Linked DNA regions of Homo sapiens: regions 1, 3 and 4 are each linked to region 2. Evidence: chromatin contacts called from ENCODE Hi-C or POLR2A ChIA-PET data. All regions are on one chromosome and are shown on one strand. Each heading gives the region's core, a stretch centred on a gene start or an enhancer-like site at or near the end of the contact. The rest is flanking DNA. Distances are from core to core; before and after follow the strand shown.

The links. A loop is a pair of places that touch in the nucleus more often than their neighbours do. ChIA-PET counts read pairs that join two places held with the same protein, here RNA polymerase II (POLR2A). Pooled maps may share reads with other maps.
Region 1: a loop to region 2 is called in a map with no recorded cell type, with 6 times the contacts of the local background. The contact joins two enhancer-like sites. A Hi-C loop is called at or near these places in 1 of 37 single-sample maps with no recorded cell type and 6 of 50 pooled maps. POLR2A ChIA-PET finds 5 or more read pairs at or near these places in 1 of 52 experiments (AG04450).
Region 3: a map of PC-9 shows a loop between it and region 2 (14-fold over the local background). The contact joins two enhancer-like sites. A Hi-C loop is called at or near these places in 1 of 168 maps with a recorded cell type or tissue (PC-9), 6 of 37 single-sample maps with no recorded cell type and 9 of 50 pooled maps. POLR2A ChIA-PET finds 5 or more read pairs at or near these places in 1 of 52 experiments (GM12878).
Region 4: a map of CD14-positive monocyte shows a loop between it and region 2 (2.0-fold over the local background). The contact joins two enhancer-like sites. A Hi-C loop is called at or near these places in 6 of 168 maps with a recorded cell type or tissue (CD14-positive monocyte, Caco-2, GM12878 and 2 more), 2 of 37 single-sample maps with no recorded cell type and 8 of 50 pooled maps. POLR2A ChIA-PET finds 5 or more read pairs at or near these places in 4 of 52 experiments (BJ, OCI-LY7, RWPE1 and 1 more).

What each region holds. Positions count from the first base shown.
Region 1 is chr6:11,275,898-11,279,069 of GRCh38, forward strand. It overlaps a transcript of NEDD9 not described here. Among named protein-coding and RNA genes, the nearest start is that of NEDD9, 45 kb to the left of the region's middle. RefSeq lists a silencer at 1,499-1,793 and enhancers at 1,691-1,760, 1,861-1,910, 1,921-2,020. Within about 2 kb of position 1,879, at least 15 of the 41 ENCODE cell types and tissues checked have a DNase peak (open chromatin) inside an H3K27ac peak, as active enhancers do.
Region 2 is chr6:11,142,208-11,145,432 of GRCh38, forward strand. No RefSeq gene overlaps it. Among named protein-coding and RNA genes, the nearest start is that of ERVFRD-1, 32 kb to the left of the region's middle. RefSeq lists an enhancer at 2,218-2,267. Within about 2 kb of position 1,689, at least 4 of the 41 ENCODE cell types and tissues checked have a DNase peak (open chromatin) inside an H3K27ac peak, as active enhancers do; they include CD14-positive monocyte, where a contact is called at or near this core.
Region 3 is chr6:11,388,471-11,391,524 of GRCh38, forward strand. No RefSeq gene overlaps it. Among named protein-coding and RNA genes, the nearest start is that of TMEM170B, 150 kb to the right of the region's middle. Within about 2 kb of position 1,626, at least 8 of the 41 ENCODE cell types and tissues checked have a DNase peak (open chromatin) inside an H3K27ac peak, as active enhancers do.
Region 4 is chr6:11,328,879-11,332,206 of GRCh38, forward strand. The region is part of intron 5 of LOC105374925 (a long non-coding RNA gene); the gene reads left to right. It also overlaps a transcript of NEDD9 not described here. Among named protein-coding and RNA genes, the nearest start is that of NEDD9, 98 kb to the left of the region's middle. Within about 2 kb of position 1,698, at least 6 of the 41 ENCODE cell types and tissues checked have a DNase peak (open chromatin) inside an H3K27ac peak, as active enhancers do; they include CD14-positive monocyte, where a contact is called at or near this core.

The DNA.
Region 1 (3,172 bases), core at 629-3,128, 130 kb after region 2:
CCACATTAAAAAAAATGAGAACCGAAGATAGGAAGCACATGTTTCAACCTCCTCAAACGGGAAGTTAGATTCTACTTTAGATAATCACTACTTTAAAGTGTTTTAATCATAAGAAATCATCTCAAGACATCATTAGATACTGATGGATCAATCTATAGTAAATTTGTGGAGATGTCATAAATTCAAAATTTCAAACAATACGCTAGATTTGGAAGTGGGAGACATCTTTCAGTTGTGCAAACAGAAACAGAGATAGATTAAGAAATCTAATTAAAACCTCCACCAATACCAATTAAAATGGAAATTACCTGGGAGAAAATGAGTCTTGATTAAGAGAAATGCCTGTGTTACAGATTTTTAAATGCAAGTTAATTATTATTATTTAGCTACTACTTAATTGGCATTCATTCTATGCTAGCCTGCATTATTGGCTCTGTGTGTGTGTGCATGTATGTGTGCATGCGTGTGTGTGCACCTGTGCACGTGTGTGTGTGCGTGCATGTGTGTGTGCACGTGTGTGTGCGCACGCGCACACATGCTGAGTCTTCTCTCCTTATCTAAAATGTAAGTTCCTTGAGGGTAGGGATTGATGGAATTCCTAGGGCCTAGAACAGGGGTTTGCAGGGAGTGGGTACACAGAGGGTGCTGCTGTTGCTGCTACTCACGCTTTTGGCCCACCTGAACCCAAATCAGTGCTTAAAATTCTGCCAAGTCAAACCTCATTAGGATTTTTTTTAACTTCAAACCCAGCTCTTTCTGGAGGTCCTGGTTCCCTGATTCTGATGCTTTTGCAGAAGGGCATCTGAGTACCAGAGGGGAACAGGATTGGTTCCACCTTCTCTCTTTACTCAGGAGAGCACAGTAGTAACATGTGCCAGGCTTCCAAGGGAAAACAGAGCCAAATAGTGGCCATTATTATAGCATAATGCATATGTGATGGGAAAGAGGGATTCAAAGGAATTTGGAAGGAACATAATGGAGGAACAAGGATGAATAGTTCAATTAGATCCTGGCAAAGGAATAGCTCTTTGGTTACAGGATCTGGAAACAAACAAACAAACAAACAAACAAACTAGTGATGGAAATGAAAATAGAGTCACTGCAGAGTTTCCAAGGCAGCGAAGCAAGTGTACCAGCACAGTACAAGAGGGCTCTGATGCCCGGGGGGTGCATCTGGAAGTGACTAATTTTCATTTGTAATATGGTGCAGTGGCAAAGCATGGGGCGGAACTATCACGCTGCAAAGACATCCACTGGGAAAGCCACCAGCCACTCTGAGCAATGTCTCTTGTCCTTACACTTAAAATGGAAGCTGCTGGAAGAAAAGGGTTTCTGCCTCTACTTACACCACTGAGTACTTGATAGGTAGTGAGACTATGGTTTTGGAGAGCAAATGTAAACACAGCCAAGAATGGCTACTTAAGTCAATAGTGGGAGGTTGGAAGAATGAAGCTTTTATTAGACAAAAGGTCAACATTCATGAGTGAGAAGAGAGAGGTGGCGTTTGGGGGTGGGGAAGTGGTGGAGGAAGAAATTCCAAAGCATGTTACAAATGGGGCTCAGGAATGTGTTTCAATTAGCAAAGGAAGTGAGCTAGGAGGTCTGAGTTCTGACAGGCATGGGCAGGGGGTGGAAAAGAGACAGAGGCCAGCTGGTGAGAAAAGGCTCAGAGAGCAGCGCGAACTAGTCCACAGGGATGAGGCACGTTGCCCTCAGCCCTGAGATTCTCAAGGAGGCTAGGACATCTTAAAAAATTGGACTTTTGCCCATAGCAGTGTTGAACCATCTCAGTTTGGTGCTAAAGGTCTGTGGTGGAGGCACATTTCTTCCAGCATGTGGGAACTTGAGGGGCAATTCTCTTTCTGATTCTACAGCGGATGTTGTGTAGCGTTCACCCACTCTAGGGCAATAGGGACTTTCTTTGGTGACTTCCCAGCTACGGAATGATTAGTAATAGCTAACTCGGCTGGTTCTTCTCCATTTGCCTGCCTCCCACCCACCCAGATTCATTCTCTTTCTTCCTTTGCCTTGCCTTGCCTCTTGAGAAGCTGAGCCTGAGGGCCACTTCTTTTCCACTCCCTGGCTTCTCACTGGATCCAGCCAGCGGGAGGGAGGCTCCTGCAAGAGGTCGGAGGCTGGAGGGAGAATGGGAGTCGGGTGCTTCCTCTCTGCTGCCTCCCTGCTTCTCTCCACAGCCTCAGCTTTCCCTGGGATCTCATAACACATCTTCTTCCCCTCCCGCTTCCTGTCCAGGCTAGTCAAGCTTCTCACTCGCCAGCCTCTGGGAACCACAGTAGCCTTGAATTGCGCTCTTTTCCCAGTTCGCACCTCTGCCTCTCCTCCTTGTTCATCTGAAGCGAATTCTGTACCCTGCCAGACCCTGCCTGTAACGCTGACTGTGCTGAGTGTTGTGACGTGCCAGACCCTGTCCCCAGCCCTCTCTGTGCACTGACTCACTGAGTCCTTCCAACACTTATAGATGAGGCTGGTGTTCAAAAAGGTTAAGATACTTGCTCGAGGCCACAGAGTTGAGGTTTGAACCTAGGTAATTGAGCTCTAGACCCCAAACACTTAACCACTGGTCCTTTCTACCTCTCTCCTAGCTTGAGGTCACATTGCTGAGGTACAGCTAAGAATGAGAAAGTTGCAGATTCGAAGAGCTCAAAATACATGCCAAAGGTTTATACACTAAAGCTTATTTGTAGGAAAATCTCTCAGATCATATTAACTCTTATTTTGTGCACAATTCTAACAGATAAGATACTGGATTTCCCATCTCAGTGGTTCTCAGCCTTGGCTACTCAACACAGTCACCTGGGGAGTTGCAAACTGTCCTCTTGCCTAGGCCAGTGAAAACACAATTCTGGAGATGGGACCCAGGAGATTTCAGCATGCTGCCAACATTCAGAACCACTGTCCTAGCCCACAGCGGCAATTACTAGAAGGCAGGGATTACAGATGGACAGGTCGGGAGATGTAAGTAAAGAGTAGCAGCTGACAGCTACACAAAGGGAGGATAAAGAGTTAAAAAAAAAAAGCAGGGGGAAAAAGGTTCTGATCTGGGTTCATTTAATGTCTGGGCAAACTACCCCTAGGTCTGCAGACATCTTATTATTTTTATTATTACATTATACTCATTATTCTGAGCCAGTTAAAAAATAGAAATATTGTC
Region 2 (3,225 bases), core at 439-2,938:
ATACATGAAGGATAGTAAGGTGCTAGAAGCAAAATAAAGAAAAAACTTGAAGAGCAAGTGTTCAACTGACATATATTGTAGAGTGATGTTGCTTGGATCCGACTTTCGAAGAAATTGTGCCAACAGGAGGCTATTGCAGTAGTTTATGCAAAAGATGACATGAGTCTGCAAGGCTGGTGGTAGTGGGGACAAATTGAAGAGATACTGATGGGAGTCAATTTGACAGGTTTTGATAATTGGTTAGATACAGGAAGTGAAAGACAAGGATTAGTCAATGGTGAATCACTGCTGGACACTGGGGTGGAATGTATTTGAGGGGACAGTTTGGGCATAATCCCAGGTGCGCGTAAGACCAGTGGAAATGGCCAATCCAGATCTTAGGATCTCAGTCAGAAGAACTGAGATCCCATCCAAATGCTATAACTTGACAGTTGGAAATTTATTTAACCTCCCTGTTTCCTGGTCTGCTAAATGGGAATGATAATATCTATCTCATAGGATTAATTTTTAAAATACCCATCAAGCATATTAATATATAGTAAGAAATCAGTAACTTCACTGTCCCCCTCCCTTCTCCTTATTCATCTTTTTAAGTGTAGAAACCTTCTTCTTCTTCTTCTTCCTCTTCCTCTTCCTCCTCCTCCTCCTCTTCTTCTTCTTCATCTTCTCCCTCTCCTTCTTTCTTCTTCTTCTTCTTCTTTTTTTTTTTTTTTTGAGACAGTCTCGCTCTTTTGTTCAGGCTGGAGTACGGTGGCATAATCTCAGCTGACTGCAACCTCCGCCTCCCGGGTTCAAGCAATTCTCCTGCCTCAGCCTCCCAAATAGCTGGGACTACAGGCTGCACCACCACGCCCAGCTAATATTTGTATTTTTAGTAGAGATGGGGTTTTACCATGTTGGCCAGGCTGGTCTTGAAATCCTGACCTCAGGTGATCCACCCACCTTGGCCTCCCGAAGTGCCGGGATTACAGGCAGGAGCCACTGTGCCTGGCTCCATATTTCTATCTCTTGAGCCAACTGCCTTCTCAGTCAGTTAAACACTGGTTAAACTCAGCATCTGCAAGGTCAAGCTTATGACTTTCTCCAAACCTGGTGTTCCTCCAGTGTCCCTATCCAGTGGCTTAAGTCGTCAGCCTGGGTATCATTCTTGATACTCTCTGATGTCCTATATCCAGCACATCATCAGGTCTTGTTGATTTTTCTTCTGAAGTAGCTCTTGAAACCATATACTTTCTTCCATTTTCTTATTACTGTCTGTAGGCCAGGTAATGTAGTGGTCATAAAATTAGACATAAATTGTGGTCTGTGAAATTAGACTTCTGTATGCCTCTTTTTTCATCTGTAAAATGGGTATTAATAGTAGTACCTATCTCATAGGGCTTTTGTAAGGCTTAAATGAGTCAATACACAAAGCATCTAGAAGTGTGCCCAGCATATATCGGTTATTCCCTACCATGATAATGCTCACTTGGGCCACTGCAGTAGTGGCTGTTTCAAATCACTACAGCCCATCTTTAGTATTTTCTCTTATCGTTACCGAGAATGAGCTTTTCACAACTCAAATTTGTCTTCTTGCTTAGAACATGTGAATAGGTTCCCATTGCTCCTAGAAAAAAGGTAGAAAAGCTTCGACATGCCGGTGACATGCTGCACGGCTTCATTTGCTGCCTCGTCATCCTCTTACTCTACATGCTCATGGCCACATGAGTCATCGTTCAGTTGCGCAAACATGCTGTCCTCACTCAGACATCCCCACCCTACTCACTGGATCCTTCCACTGGCCGTGCCCCTCACTCACAAACTTGCCTTCTCTCTCCTTATCTTCCAGTCCTTCTTTCAATTTCAGCACACAAATCACTTTCTCAGGGAAGTGTTCTTTGAACACAGCCCCCTTTCCAGACAAAGAGTTTGTCTGGAAAGACAAACTGTCACAGAGAAGTCTTCCTTTCCCTCAGTGGCCTGATCCCAGACAAGAATTGAACATTTGTTGGTGGATTTTTTTAAATTAAGTGCCACCATTCCCACTATGTTGAATTAATTAAACAATATTTCAATATAAAGTAGAACTTATATCAAAATAACATTTTAGCCTGCAATCTTTTTATTGGAATCTGAGAGTGTAAAATATAAAAGATGCCTTATTCCTGCCTAATGAGAATCTCCTGAAAGTGGCGATTTTCTTTAATCAGCAAACACAAAAGTGTATGTTAATGAGATACATATTTTTCAAGCCCCCTAATTCTGCATCTTCTGTGTCCATTTCACTCCTTCATCTCTTCTGCAAAGGTCAAAGGATCCTGTCCAGTGCTGCTGGAACAGCAGCTTGTGACCACGAGGTGGCGACAGTTTTCAAGAGTTGGCAGGTGAGGACGCCTTCTATTCCGGTCTGGTCAGGGGTGTGCTCCTTTAGAAGGGTGTCACTGGATGGAAATTTGTTTGGTAATTATGTGGCACCCTGTTTTGTGTCATAGGCATTTTACCTAGCCTTCTTTACCTAAAGCGGCTGGGGCGAGCATAGAAGCTGTTGATCAAACTGGAGCACTTGAGAGTGAATGGGAGGAGAGTGGACTATACATCATTGGGCCAGGACAACAGATACAAACCAGGATTGTTCTGGCCACACAGGGGCATCTTTTTTCTCCCTCTAAAGCCAAGTCAGGGGACAATATTTACAGTCTCTCTGACACCTACTGATGAAGGCTTGAAGTTGGAGAGAAAAGGAGCGCTCCCAAATAGCATTTGAATTTTATCTCCCTGTGTAGAACTCCAGAAAGCAAATCATTTCAGAAAATGAGTGAGGAGAGGATGATTGATTCAAAGGCTCACATATTTATTTGTTGGAGTCAGAGAAACCCTACCTTTGGTGAGATGTTTTGAAAATAATAAAGTTTATTTTTTTTTTTTAATTTTGTTTTGAGACGGAGTCTTGTTCTGTGCCCAGGCTGGAGTACAGTGGTGTGATCCTGGCTCACTGCAACCTCCACCTCCCAGGTTCAAGTGATTCTCCTGCCCCAGCCTCCAGAGTAGCTGGGACTATAGGCATGAGCCACCACTCCTGGCTAATTTTTGTATTTTTAGTAGAGATGAGGTTTCACCATATTGGCCAGGCTGGTCTCGAACTCCTGACCTCAGGTGATCTGCCTGCCTCGGCCTTGCAAAGTGCTGGGATTACAGGCGTGAGCCACTGTGCCCGGCCTAAAATAGTAAAGCTTTGTGTTGAAGTAC
Region 3 (3,054 bases), core at 376-2,875, 250 kb after region 2:
TGTCTGTTCTCCCAGTCATTACCCATGTCATTACCGTATTCTCAGTCCCTCTGCCCCAAAACACTGCAGATCTTTTCCCCACTGCATCTTCAATCCAACCAGTCACCATATTCTGTGTTGTTGTCTTTTTAAATTAAATCTCAAATCCAATCTTGTTGACGCATTCAGTTCCCTCTCTGTGTGTCCCTTGCCACTTTCTTAGTTTAGACGTTAATTGCTCAGACTGTTACAACAATTCCTAGCTGTGAGGTCCTCTTCTAGCCTCTATAGAACACTGTTAGGAACACGGTAGGTGCTATGGTTCAGATTTTTGTGTCCCCCCCAAAATTCATATGTTGGAACCTAATTCTTAAGGTGTTATTATTAGGAAGTGGGGCATTTGAGAGGTGATTAGGAGATGAGGACAGTGTCCTGATGAATGGAATTAGTCCCCTTATAAAAGAGGCCTGAAGGAGTCTTTTGCTCCTCTCACCACATGCAGACCCAGCTGGAAGGCACTATCTATGAGGAAGAGGGACCTCAGCAGACACTGAATCTGCTGGCGCCTTGATCTTAGACTTCCAGCCTCCACTACTGGGAGCAATCACTTTCTGTTGTTTGTAAGTTACTCAGTCCTAGTTATTTGGTATAGCAGCCTGAATGGGCCAATACACCAGGTCCTCAGGAGATATTAATTGAATGAACATCTTCAAAATATTAGATACTTCCATAGACAAACTTCATATCTTCTCATGTTCACTTTCTGCTTAAAGACTTTTGCCAACTTCCTGTTGCCTACAAAATAGAATTGAAATGACTGTGCTGGTGAATGGCAGTCCACTCTTCTCTTTACATTCTCTCCTGCCTTGTCCACCTCTGCAGTGCCCTTCACCTTCCCATCACATCAAACTGTGATTCACCCTTGGGCCCCACACATGTTCATGCTCCTGCTTTCTCTGGATAAGTTCATCCCATTTAAACCAGGGGCCAGCCTTCTCGTCCCATACTTCCATTTGTCTCAGTCCATTTGTGTTGCTATAAAGAAATACCTGAGTCTGCTAATTTATTAAACATTGAGGCTGCTCTCGGTCCCCTCCTATTCCATAATTTCTCATGGTTATGGCATGTAAAGGCTGTTCCCCTGCCTAGAATGCCCTTTCTCCTTGTCTTTCTGGCAACCCCTTGGTATCCCCTGGACAGAGTCTTCCTTTCCTCCTTCACTGTCACCAGGCCCTCTATTAATCACATAATGTCACAATAGTGTATCTCCATTCCCTGGACTTTGAGGCTCCAGAGGGCAGGGAACTGTTGTTTATTCATTCTGGAGACCAAACTAAACATTTTACAAAGTAGTCCATGGAGGTCTCTTATCAGAATCACCTATGAGGCTGGTTAAATGTAGATTCCCAGGCTCTGTGACTCAACTGCAAATTCTGTTTGTCTTGGTCGTGGGACTGTCCTAGGCAAATCTTACGGACATGAATGTTTGAGAACACTTCTACAGCATCCAACAAATATTTGATGAATAAAAACTTGATTAAAAAAGTACTGAGATCCCTGCTCCTAAAATTCTGCTCTATTTCCTTCATTCCTCTGGGGTGTAGTTTGGCTGGGGACAGGCCCAGGTATTTGGCTCAGTCATAGATCAAAGTGACCTAAATGGGAAACAGCTGTGCGTTATTCCCCAACCATGTCACGCAAGTACCTATTGTCCTGTCCAAAACGCCAAATTAGGTTTAGGGCCATTCAAATTCCGGAAGATGGTTGGCTGTGATAAGAACTAACAAATTCTTGCTCAAGTGGAAACTGGTTTTGCAGGGCATACTCTGCATTTTTAACTCACTAAAGCCAAGTTCTTAAGTTTAAGTGGTTCGTAAGTATCTTCTAATGAGCTGCACGGTTCCATTTGCTGTGCCTATCATCGGTATTGATAACTCTAGTATCAGCTAGTAGCCCTCACCTGTTGACACTGAGTGGATTGTGAATGAGCTTTTTTAGACTTTAGATGAGACTGCTGGGAGACTGTAATGATAGGCAAGCCTTGTTTTGGCCACAAACTCTCTAAAATGTCCTTTTTAATCTTGAGCTCTAGCAACACAATTTTGAGATCTGTCATAATGCACCATACCAGAACCCACGAAGACTTTACAAAACATACATCATCTGAATGACCTCAAGACTACACGACAACACATATTTGTTGTATTTGTTATTTACCAAATATGTATGTATTATGTATCATTACTTACCAACCAATGAAATCTTTTCTTTTTTTTTTTTTCTTTCTTTTTTTTTTTTTTGAGACAGAATCTTGCAGAATCTTGCTCTGTTGCCAGGCTGGAGTGCAGTGGCATGATCTCTGCTCACTGCAACCTCCGCCTCCCAGTTCAAGTGATTCTCCTGCCTCAGACTCCCGAGTAGCTGGGATTACAGGTGCAAGCCACCATGCCCGGCTAATTTTTTTGTATTTTTTAGTAGAGATGGGGTTTCACCATATTAGCCAGGATGGTCTTGAACTCCTGACCTCGTGATCCACCCGGCTTGGCTTCCCAAAGTGCTGGGACTACAGGCTTGAGCCATCACGCCCGGCCAATGAAATCTTTTAAAAATTCCATATAGATGCCGCAGTTCCACTTCGGGATATATATATCCTAAGGACTTGAAATTATGTTGAAGAGATATCTGTACTCCCATGTTTACTGCAGCACTGTTTATAATAGCTAAAATAGGAAATTTTCCTGTGTCCATCAGTGAACGAATGGATAAAGAAAATGTGGTATATACACACAATGGAATACAATTTAGCCTTAAAAAGAAAGAAATCCTATAATTTGCAACAACAGGGATGGATATGGAAGACATTATGCTAAGTGAAATAAGCCAGGCACAGAAAGACAAATACTGCCTGCTCTCACTCATATGTGGAATCTAGAATAATTTAACTAATAGAGAGCAAAATGATGGTAAAATGATTTTTGCTCCAAATAATGTAAAAATACCAGAGGCTGGAGGTCAGGGAATGGGGAGGTGGTGGTAAAGGGGTAGAAAGTTAGACAAGAGGAATAAATGATAAGT
Region 4 (3,328 bases), core at 448-2,947, 190 kb after region 2:
AAAGGGAAGAGGTCATTGATGACCCACAAAGGAGGCCAGGACCATAAACATTTCAGAATTCAGTTGTCTTAAAATCTTAAATAATGACAAACATTTGCTTGTTTGAGCCTTTTAAGTCTTCCCGTCTTTGGACTTGAGCCCCAGTGCCTGGCTGCAGAATTCCATGGTGAGGCACAAGCATGACATCATGTTCAGGAGGAATGCACAGCACATAAAGTCTTGCCTGGGTCAGAGAGAAGTGCTAAGCCCTCAAGAGGGCCCTAAGACAAATGCACAAATATGGCCTAGCACATGTCAAACACCCGTGCAAGGGCAAACATCTTTATGACTTTGGTCCTGGGAAGAGAGACCCGGCTTGGGATTAGAAATTACAGCTGACAAGCTGCTGATGAGGCAGTAATGACATTCAGCGTGGGAATGGTCACTTTGGGAACTGGGAGCTTAGCACACTAGGCTCCAAGTCTCAGAGTGAAGCCCGGGGCAACTCCTTCACCTTGGCTGGAATAAGTTAACTCACCCCACAACCTGTCCCCCAGGACCTTTCTCTGCCTTCCTTTGGGGTTATAGGCTTCCCTGCAGTTCTTTAGGGTTTTGACGCACAGGACAATTTAACATCAAGGGAATGCCCAAGTTGGGGGAAGAATATCTTTCTTGGCTATAAATGTTACTCTGAAATTCTTCTCAACTGTAATGTTTTAAGAGCACTTACAATGTGCCTGACCTGCCCTGTGCAATGTCCCTCCCCTCTTAGAGCTTACAACTCATAAGCACGCTTGCAGATGTCCTCCCTGATCCCCAGAGCTCCAGCCAACTTCAGTGTAGGGGTCCCCTAGGGGACATTTAGCAATGTCTCGAGATGTTTTTTGACTGCCACAACTGGGTGGGGGGGGCGGTGGCTGTTACTGGCATGTAGGGGATAGAGACCAGGGAGGCTTCTAAACATCCTATAATGCACAGGACATCCCCACCCCCAACAAAGAAGAATCCAGTCCAAGATGGCAATAGTGCTAAGCCTGAGCAACCCTGCACTGGGGAGGGCCTTGCCTTTGCATAAGCCAAGAAGGAAATTACTTAGATTTGCACCATCCAATGGGGAGCTTCCTGTGAGACCAGAAATGATCAGTATCTGTGCTGTCCGATGTGGGAGCTACCAGCCACATGTGGTTATTGAGTGGGTCAAACGTGGCCAGTGTGACTGAGGTAGTGAGTTTTTTATTTTATGTAATTTTAATTAATTAAATTGTAATCGTCCCATGCAACTGGTAGCTACTCTGTTAGGCAGCACGAGTCCATACAGCGGGAGCTTAGATGCACTGAGATCACCTGCCCCCTAGTCAGATGTCCTTTCCACTGGTTTATGACTGAGAATCCAAAGTTAGACACTCCTTCTTTAGCTAAGACTTTAACCCGTGTTGGTATGACATTATCTGTGGGAGGGAGAAGACCTTTAACTTGTAAAGAGCTGTTGCTAATTTAATATGACTAACGGATCTGAAAGATATTTTGGCGGGAACAGAGAGCACTAAGAGGCCTAGGGTAAAAAACAGGACCCCGTGAGAATGACCAGGGGGTAAGCTTGGGGAGGGGCTAACTAGGATACACTGGGGGAGGTGGAGACATAGGCTAGACGTAGCAAAGGCAACCAGTGCTTTCTTTCCTCATATACACTCTGCTGAGACTGGAAGCCAATCACTCAGCATTCTCATCAGACTCATGTCTGTGAAAACCAGAGCCAAAGAGTGCCAGGAAAGACAAGGTCCGTGACAAAGGGCAGCCTGTTTCCTGCTTTTTCTCTTCCTCCTTGTGGCTTTTAGTCTAAGTCCCCAAGCACTGAAATATTTTGGTGCCTCCTCCCATATATAAACCCAGATTAAAGCAATACTAAACCACAAAACATAAAATGATTTCTTTTTATCAGTTATAAAATTCTGGATAAGTCCATGAAAGCCTCATTGTTCTGACTTTGGCTGGCACCCCAAGCAAGTAAGCACCTTGTTGTTAACCTAGCACTGCTTTAGGGTCTGAGTATTAGGGCTGTTTTCTCCGTAATCCGTTGTTTATCTAGTCTATTGTGCAAATTTTCACAAATGGAATATTGTGTAGATACTCTACTCTACAGACTCTAGAGAAGAAAGTCAGCAACCTCACCTGGTAAGCTCCACCTACCCATGTTTCTAGAGAGGGGAAAAAATAGCTGAAACAAATCAAACCAAACCCAAAATGCTCTTTTCCTCAATGTTCTGCAGGGCTCAAATGTGAGCTTCTGGTAGTATCGGCTTTGGTGATCTCCATGGGGAACAGTGGAGACTGATCTCAAACAGTGAGTTCACCAGAATTATGGCAGTGAAGGGGAACTGCGGTATAAGAATTGCTAAAAAGATAAAAATTGTTCTGTCCAGAGAGACGCAAGTTGAGAGAGATGTAGGGCTGAGAGAATAGATAGTTGTGAGCATTTACTCCTCCACAAATCATGAGTTTTTCTGAAGCAACAGGGTGAGGCGGGGGTGGGGGGTGTGGACAGGAAGGTAGATAAATTTAAAACAGTAAAATAGTAAAAGGAAGTATTATATAAAACAGTGTGGCGGTGGTGGGAGTGGGGAGGAGATATGACTTAAGAATTTTTTATCCCAACGCTAAAGGGTGCAAAAATAAAAGGGTTCAAAAAATGTTTAAATGTAAAATGACAGTTCCATAACAAATTATTGACTGGAGGAAACTGAAGATGTTTAAAGCTAATCTCATGAGATTAGCATAGGAGGTGCTCCATCTCCTTCCAAAAACGACCCCTTGCCATTCTCCAAAATGCAACACTTAGACCTGCCTGATCATGAATCTTTGGGTTTATTTCATATGGCCACACTTGTTGTGGAATAAGGTCAATTAAACCTCACGGGTAAGTTTGCAATTAACTGACATTTGACATAAGCAGCTTTTACGGGTTGGTGCTGAAACAGGCTGAGAAACACAATCCCTCCCTGGGTAGAACTAGGAGCTTTCCTGTGGCAGCAGCAAGCCCAGACATACAGAGGGCTGGAGGGGAGCTGTAGTTCAAATGCAGTAATAGCTGTTTTTAAACTGATCCGCTCTAAGTCTTTGAGTGCAATGGCTGATTATTGGGTCAACAAACATGAAAAGCATTGTCATTGGCCCAAGTTTGAACCAGAAGCAACATGTCTTTCATGAGCATTTAGGATGAAAGATGTAAGATTAGAAAAAAATGTTGGTAACAGTGAGCATCATTTGAGGGTCTTTGTAATGTGTGTTTTGCCCTAAGAGGAAAAGTAAGGCAAGATCTATGAAATGTCCTTGATCTTTTTGCAACCTAGAG